Regions from separate parts of the Homo sapiens genome. Here region 1 is linked to region 2. A link is a contact called in ENCODE Hi-C or POLR2A ChIA-PET data. All regions are on one chromosome and are shown on one strand. The core of a region is the stretch at or near the end of the contact, and the rest is flanking DNA. Distances in the headings are between cores, read along the strand shown.

The links. A loop is a pair of places that touch in the nucleus more often than their neighbours do. ChIA-PET counts read pairs that join two places held with the same protein, here RNA polymerase II (POLR2A). Pooled maps may share reads with other maps.
Region 1: a map of Right ventricle myocardium inferior shows a loop between it and region 2 (5-fold over the local background). The contact joins two enhancer-like sites. A Hi-C loop is called at or near these places in 2 of 168 maps with a recorded cell type or tissue (Right ventricle myocardium inferior and cardiac septum) and 4 of 50 pooled maps. POLR2A ChIA-PET finds 5 or more read pairs at or near these places in 1 of 52 experiments (WTC11).

The regions. Positions count from the first base shown.
Region 1 is chr5:96,382,568-96,386,578 of GRCh38, forward strand. All of the region lies in intron 4 of LOC101929710 (a long non-coding RNA gene), which reads left to right. It also overlaps a transcript of CAST not described here. Among named protein-coding and RNA genes, the nearest start is that of PCSK1, 49 kb to the right of the region's middle. Within about 2 kb of position 1,989, at least 4 of the 41 ENCODE cell types and tissues checked have a DNase peak (open chromatin) inside an H3K27ac peak, as active enhancers do.
Region 2 is chr5:95,856,705-95,860,366 of GRCh38, forward strand. It overlaps LINC01554 (long intergenic non-protein coding RNA 1554), which reads left to right. Exons shown (of 3, transcript NR_026936.1): 2 at 174-277; 3 at 2,100-3,429. Among named protein-coding and RNA genes, the nearest start is that of LINC01554, 6.3 kb to the left of the region's middle. Within about 2 kb of position 2,272, at least 30 of the 41 ENCODE cell types and tissues checked have a DNase peak (open chromatin) inside an H3K27ac peak, as active enhancers do.

The DNA of each region.
Region 1 (4,011 bases), core at 739-3,238, 530 kb after region 2:
TGTGCTAGGATGAGGGATACAACGATGAATAAAAACAGTGCCCATGAGAGCAGAGGGCATGTCCACATAGTATTTAATACATTATGCTATTTCTGGCCTCTATCACAGTGTCTGACAGAGAGTGGGTGTTTCATCCAAATAAGCAAATAATCAACCCTATGAGGTAAATGAAATTATTATTCCCATTTTACAGATGAAGAAACTGAGACTTAGAAAGGAAGAGTAATCCATCCAGTGACACCCAGGTAGCTAGTCACAAAATCCCTCCCTAGGGATGGAGGAAGAAAATGCTAACACTGCCAATTCATGCTGCTTGAGAAGGGTTAATCTGGCTTCCCAATTTCTAATTTCCAAAGCACATCATGGACCTGCAGATAAACTAAATGCTCAACAACACTGTCCATAAGTACTCATTGATGTTCACCTTGTGTACAAGACACGGTGCTAATCTTTGGGATACTGCAGTTAACCTGAGAGACATTAGAGGAGCTTACATTCCGTTCGGGGAGACAGCTATAAACAACTGGTTATGTGTGTGGTTGCCTTGTGATAAACACTATGTAGACACATATACGAGAGGTTCTGACTTAGGCTGCTATTATGATGATCAGAAAGGCTTCCCTGAGGAAAGAATTTATAAACTAAGCTCTGAAGGGTGAATAGGAAAGAAGTAACTAGAAAAGAAATGGAGGAAAGCATTTCTAGCAGAATACCATGTTCAAGAACTTGGAACATTAGCATACCGGAGGAAGGCTAGTGTGCTAGTGTGCTAATGTGCTATACCCTGAGACTGAGTGGGGCAGGGAGATGACATGGAGCTATGGAAACAGGTTAGGGACAAATTGCCCAGGGCTTCAGACCCATGCTAAGCATTTTGATTTTGTTTTGTTTTGTTTTTGAGGTGGAGTCTCTCTCTGTCGCCAGGCTGGAGTGCAATGGCACAATTTCGGCTCCCTGCAACCTTCACCTCCCAGGTTCAAGCAATTCTCTGCCTCAGCCTCCCGAGTAGCTGGGACTACAGGCGCAGGCCACCACGCCCAGCTAATTTTTTTGTATTTTTAGTAGAGATGAGGTTTCACCATGTTGGCCAGGATGGTCTTGATCTCCTGACCTCGTGATCTGCCTGCCTTGGCCTTCCAAAGTGCTGGGATTTCAGGTGTGCATTTTGGTTTTATCCTAAGTACTCTTCAGTGAGTTTTCAAGAAGAGAGTGATGTGACAAGATATGCAATTTAGAAACATCACAGTATGAATGGAGACCAGGGGCACTCTGTTGCAATAGCAATGTGAAAGAAGATGGCAGTGTGGACCAGGATGGTAGCACTGGAGAAGAGTAAGTGGGCAGGCTTGAGAGATACTCAAGATGTTGAGTTCATAGACTTGTGACTTAGATCAGGGAGATGAGTAGGAGGCCGACCTGAGTTTTATGGGGTCTGAAGCTCATGGAACTGGAGAGCTCTTTCAGAAATGGATACTGGATATGGGAAGGTCCCAGGATGACTGTCCAGGTCCTAGGCATTTTATACAGGCACAATGAGGTATGTACAGAGAAGAGGAGGTATCTCTTCTCTGCACCTCTTTTTATTAAGAAGCCACACTTTTCTCAGAATCCTCCCCAGCATTCCTTTCATGCGTAGGAAATTGGGTAGAAAATTAGATAATTCCTTCCAGTTCTGAGACTCAGTGATTGTGGTGGGAACAAAACATTTTAGGAAGCACAATTCTCATCAGCAAGCTGAGAAGACAATCCACATCTGTACTCTAGTGACAAGATATAATTATTGTTCAATAAGATACTTTTGATATAATTATGCTGGGACAACAGGGATAAACGAAAGCTGTCCTTGACAAATTGGAACAATGACCACTCTATCTCTTATGGACATACGTGACTGGGTGAGTTCCCTCTCTTCTTCCCACCTCTGAGCTGTCTTCCCTGCCCTTGTATCCCTGCTGCTGGGCTATGACTCATCTTCCTCACTGACCACAGTTGGCACCTCTTTTCCGTCAGCTGACTGGCACTGCAGCATTTTCCACTGGGGCAAGGAGAAGGCATGAGCTGTAAGCTCTCAGAAATAATCAGGAGCATGGGGATTGTTAGCCTTGCTTCTGATGGAACCCAGACTCAGGCTGGGAAATTATTGACAGGATGTAGTTGGCTAGGAGATAGTGTCTTTCCAAGTGAGCCGAGAGAACACTGGTCCCTGAATATGCTCCAGGAGAAAGGGATTCTGTCTGGACAAATGCTGAAAAATGCACCCCTAAAGAGTCTTAGTACACGCTAGTATATATAAAAGGCTATTGAGAAGTCCTACAGTGAAAAAATGCAAAAAACTCAGGTTTTGTCCACAACTGTGCAAGACTTGGGCATCCTTTTTAAACATACACACCCCACACCACTGATAAATATCCCAAAGAATAGACTTGGAGAAACTTTTTAAAAAGAAGACACATTAACATCAAGCCAGGAAGGCCAAGAAATGGGGAGACAAATAGAATGGCCCAACATACTAGAATACTCCTAGAGTCAATGTGCTGGTTATTAACATATCTTAGCATCCCTGGGGATGAGCCACACATGAGTTCATGGGATTGATTCTTCATCCAAATGTTGCTTGAGTTATTGGATTGGTCTGTTGCCTCCTAAGAACGTTGGTTCCTTTCAAAATAGGTCAAGGAGTGATGATTGACAAGGACAACTTCTCTCACCCTTAAATTTGTTGGGGTTTCCAAAATTTGAAGAAGCGGTATAAACTCTCTAGGTGTTCCTGGAAGCATGAGATTGCTTATTAAGGCATCAGTTTGCAAAATTTGGAAGTAAAGCTAAAAAGTGAAACAGAGTGAAGGAGCAAAAAGATAGGGTTGGATAAACCAGTTTTAAAATTGCGGCTTAACTGTACAACCTTTGGCAAATGATTTAACCTTTCTGAATCTCAGTTTCCATATATGTAAAAATACTTCACTTGTAGGATAATGCAAGCATTAGAAATAACATGTCTTATTCATGAATTATCATTGTGAAAATATAGAAAGTGTATGCTTAATGCAAAGAAAATGTTCAGTTAACAAAAGCTTTCCTATTATTTCAAATAACAGAAAAGAATCTGCAGTAGATTCCTATGGTTCAGGAAGGCATACTCTGTTCATGGAGCAGAAGGAGCAGAGTGGATGATTCAAACTGTCATGTATATTAATGCTATTGCCTTGCAAATTACAAGGCAGTTAGGAAAACATTTATCTTCCTTCTCATGAGGTTAAAATTGTTTTTAAGAATAAATATTTATTCCGTGCTATAAATATCTTCTAAAGTGTCATGTCACCTTTTTTGTCTTGCTAATATAAGGCATAGCTTGGATGCTGGAATTACTGCCAGGTTAAAATCTCAGCTCTACTCCTTGCTATCTGCATGACCTTAAGCAAGTAAACAAAACATGTTACCCCTCAGTGTCTCACTTTCCCATCCTCAAAATAAGGACAATAATATTATTTATCTCAGATTCGTTTTTACGATTCTTGTGAGAATTTAATTAAACAATGCACTGTGCTGTGAATATAGTTAAGAAAGAATCTGTTTTGTATTGTTATTATTGGCATCTCAATGCTTTAGAAATTTTTTTTTGTTTGAAAATTGTTACTCCAATTTCTTTCTGGATGCTAGGAGAAATCCTTACCAATTGGATGTGAGACAAAATTAAACAATGATTTTCTTTATTCAATATCTTCTTTTCCCTCACTTGTTGCCTCTGGCTTTCCTTAGTCCTGGGGAACTGCCTTTTGAGCCTCAACTGTCACTTCAAGGATTCCTCGTTGCAGTTCAGTCTACACTGGTGATGATTAACCCATTTCCAATGTGGCATTAGGAAAGGAAGGTTCACATTGGAATGACAATTCACGAGGCCACATAATCTTAGCCAGAGATATTTAACAGTATTTTCATCTTCTTCATCGACTCTTACATTTTCTCCTTTATTGGATTTGCAGATAAGAGCTACAAATTCAAATCTGTTTGGTT
Region 2 (3,662 bases), core at 1,022-3,521:
TACTCTCATCCATCAGCACCTTCAAACCGAAACCTGGAACTATGGTATTCTCTTTGGCTCTTAGGACGGGTTGGCTTAATGGGGGAAATATTAATAGCACTGGTGTCGGTGGAAGTGACCTTGAGCCATGTAAAAAGATTCTGATAAAACGTGTCACTCTTGTTACCTATCAGGATCAAACTGCATCACGGAAGCTGCACACGATGACACCCTGTCTGGAAAGTTTTTGCCAGAGGGCAAAAGACTGCAAGCAGAATATCCCTTTGCCATTTCTCATGTAAGTGCACACCAGAACTAATAAGAATAATTTGAGAATAAGAGTACTTTCTTTTTTTTTTTTTTTTTTTTTTGCTGTGAAACTGATAACCATAAAATTTGGTATCTAGAGTCCTGGAGTGTAACAGCTCCTTCTCATACATTAGCTTCCATTCATTACCCCACAACAGTTCTGCATGCTAGCTGGCGTTATTGCCACATTACAGTGAGGGGCCTTGGCGTCTTGGGTTCCTGAGAGATGACATTGCCATATGTGGCTCTTCACGACTGTCCCACAGGCCCTCAGCTGGAATGTGGCAGAACTGGGAGCTGAATCCAGGACAGTGGTTTCCTCATCTGCTCTAGCCAGGAGCAGGCCAGGCCACCCTTCTGGACACAGTCTATCCCACGTGGGGACAGACTGGCCAGCCCCAGCCCGTGGGTCTCAACGCGGCCAGAGCTGCTGTGAGAAATCTTGTTTGTTTTAGCCTTTGGAGTCCTGTCTGTTCTCTGACCTCTGACCCAGAACTGTGTGTTCCAACCACTTCCCAGTCTGTTGTCCTGGCTCAAAACAAAGTGAACGAAAGCTCTTTCCTCAAGCCCTGCTCTCATACTCCAGGGCTCTGTGAAAATGAGTGGTATGGGCACATGGCTGGTGAGTCACTGTGGCCCTAAAATGAGCGGGAAAATAGAGGGCAGGTCCGGGCCTCGCAGGGCACTAATGGCAGGGAAGCAGGAGGGTCAGCATCAGGAGCCTGGCCTTTGGCCCGCAGAGACCTGAGTCCTCCCCTTACTCCTGAGCTGTGTAACCTTAGGCAGGGAACTTACCCCTCTGGGCCTCAGTTTCCTCATCGGGAAAGCAGGGCTGATCATAGTGCATGGCTTATAGAGCAGTTTTGAGGATTTCATGAACAAAAAAACAAAGGTAAAGCACTTAGCCTTCTGCCTGGCATGAGTAAACCCTCAGGAAACTGTAGTTATTATTTAGTAGCCAGGAAAATACAGAACACTTAATCTGTTGGCTCCCTGGTGTTTCTCGAACTGTCAGCAAACACTTCCACATCACCAGCCAGCAGAGCCATTCATCAAACACCTTTGCCTTTGTCTGTCAGGCCTCCCACTTCAACAAGTGTCCCTGGGTTTAAGTCAGTAACCTCCTAGGCACGGAAAGTTGCCTCACGCATGTGACATGCGAGCACGTCTCTAAAGGGGCAGAGGATCTGGCAAAAACATAGACTCGCAACTTGTCTGTTTCCTGAGACACCCACAATTGGCCTCGTGGAAGTGGTTGACTTCTTCCCATAGCTGCCTGTGTCTTACTTCATCGCCTCCTCCAAGCCCAGGGCCAGCCCTGCCTGGCTGGGGGATCATGACAGTCTTTGTTCCCATATGGGCAAAGTCTTTTGAAAAGAGGGAAAGATCATTAGTTAGCTGTCAGCCTCCAGCGTGGTTAGGTCATGAGTAATTCTTCTAGAGAGCCAGAGCACTGGCAATTCATTTGGTCGAGAACGTTTTATCTACTTGAACGGCGTAGCGAGGAAATAAATGGAACAAGTTATATCAAAATCTCTGTCAACTGAACAATTCCTTACCAATCCAACAAGGAGTATGACGACGATGCCACTTTTCCTACCTTTGAGAGGTCATGCACAGACACCGCACATGAACACACCACATTATACCCCCCCCACCACAAATGGGTGTACCCCCTCTCCCCCCACATACTCACTGGTGCACATATACACGCCACACCACATTCTGTAGTGGGGAAAGGATCATGTGCAGCCTTAAGGGCTGGTTTGCGTAACGGGTGCATATTTCTGCTAGTGTTTTTGTTCTTGCAGTCAGGACTGGCCGTTGTCTGAAAGCAAACCTCAAGGACAGGACTTCTGGACTCCGCAGCCACTTCAGGCTGCTGCTCCATCGCATGAATTCCAGCAGGTGGCGCTGCACCCCGCGCGGACCCGGCTTGCCTCTCGGCCCCAGGGAGGTCGGTTGATGAGCAGTCGGGAAGTGGGTCTGCGCGCACCCCGCTGCAGCTGTGGCAAACGCAAACGATGACACACAGGCTTGACGAGGGCCTTTGTCAGAAGCAATGGGGATCTGGCGTCACCGCACAATGGAAAACAAAGTGCTTCTGCCTGGCTGGCCAGAATGCACGTTTGCTCACTATTGATGCTGGGGCATTTACAGGCAGAATGAGTTCATGTGAAATTTCAGGATCTGCCATGACTCAGATTCACTTTCTGTAAACCAGAGTCAACATTACATTTCCCTTTACTCTGGGCCATTCCTTGAATTTTTAGGTCACCAGTTGTTTTTGTACTAACTGAAGGGATTTGAGTATTTCACAAGCACCTTATTTTTATTAGCATTTTTAGGGCATTACCAATTTGGGACGGATCTGTAGTGTGAGAGATTGTTGTCACTCTTAGCTCCAAACATAGGTTGACTTTATATATTATTTACATGTTCAGAATTATACTGTGTAGAAATTCAAATGAAACTTGCAAAATACTTTTCTGGCAGGAAGCCCTGGAGAGGATCGTTCATGGAAACAAGGATGACGACTGGGGTAAGAAATGCAGGTGACTCGTGAGTGGTCAGGGAGTGGAAGAGAAGACGGCTGGAAGGTTTTAGCATTCAGAAAAAAAATGGAGACAACTAGAGTTGATCTGAAGATTATGGCAGAATTCAATATTGGGGGAAAGAAACAAGATGGGGGTTAGAAATTAGAAACAGCAGAGCTCCACAGGTTGGAAAGGTTGGAAAGGATTTGAGCAAGAGAACAAGGAGCCTGCTAATAGCACCCTGGGTTTACATCAAGAGAAGCACCTGGAGAGAATTAACTCGGGAGGAGGTGGGGGCATGGGAAACCTTTTCATCTCCAAGAGCGGGCAGGAACAGCAGCTGGCCTGAACTTGAAGGTACACCAGGTAGCTTGCGTGGGCCAGGAGAAGGTGATTCTCTTCTATGCCTCTCTCCAACGCCCTGCTTCTGATGCTGCTCCTCTACCTGTATTGAGGGGAAGATACATCCCTAAGAAGTTCCCTGAACCCCATTCTTTGTTGTGGCTAACTGGTCCCCTTGGAATTTTTCTACTAATTTTCAATTCCCCCTCTCACCTGGTGAAATCTTGAATCTTACTGTTCAATAAAAGTTCTTCTACCGAAATTTCTATACCACGTTGAATTTTTTGTGTTTCCTTTGTTTTTAGTTCTTTGGGAGTTTTACTTAGAAAAAAAAGCCTCTGGGGACTAGATAAGGAAGGAAACCTTCATGTGGACCCTCTTGAGCTCTGTTTTCTTTCCTGGCCTCACTGGTGTGGGCTCTCTGGCTGCCCTGCTGATCTCTTGCTTTACTGCATTTGGGTGAGGACTGAGGAGAGGGACAGGAGTGTATTCACT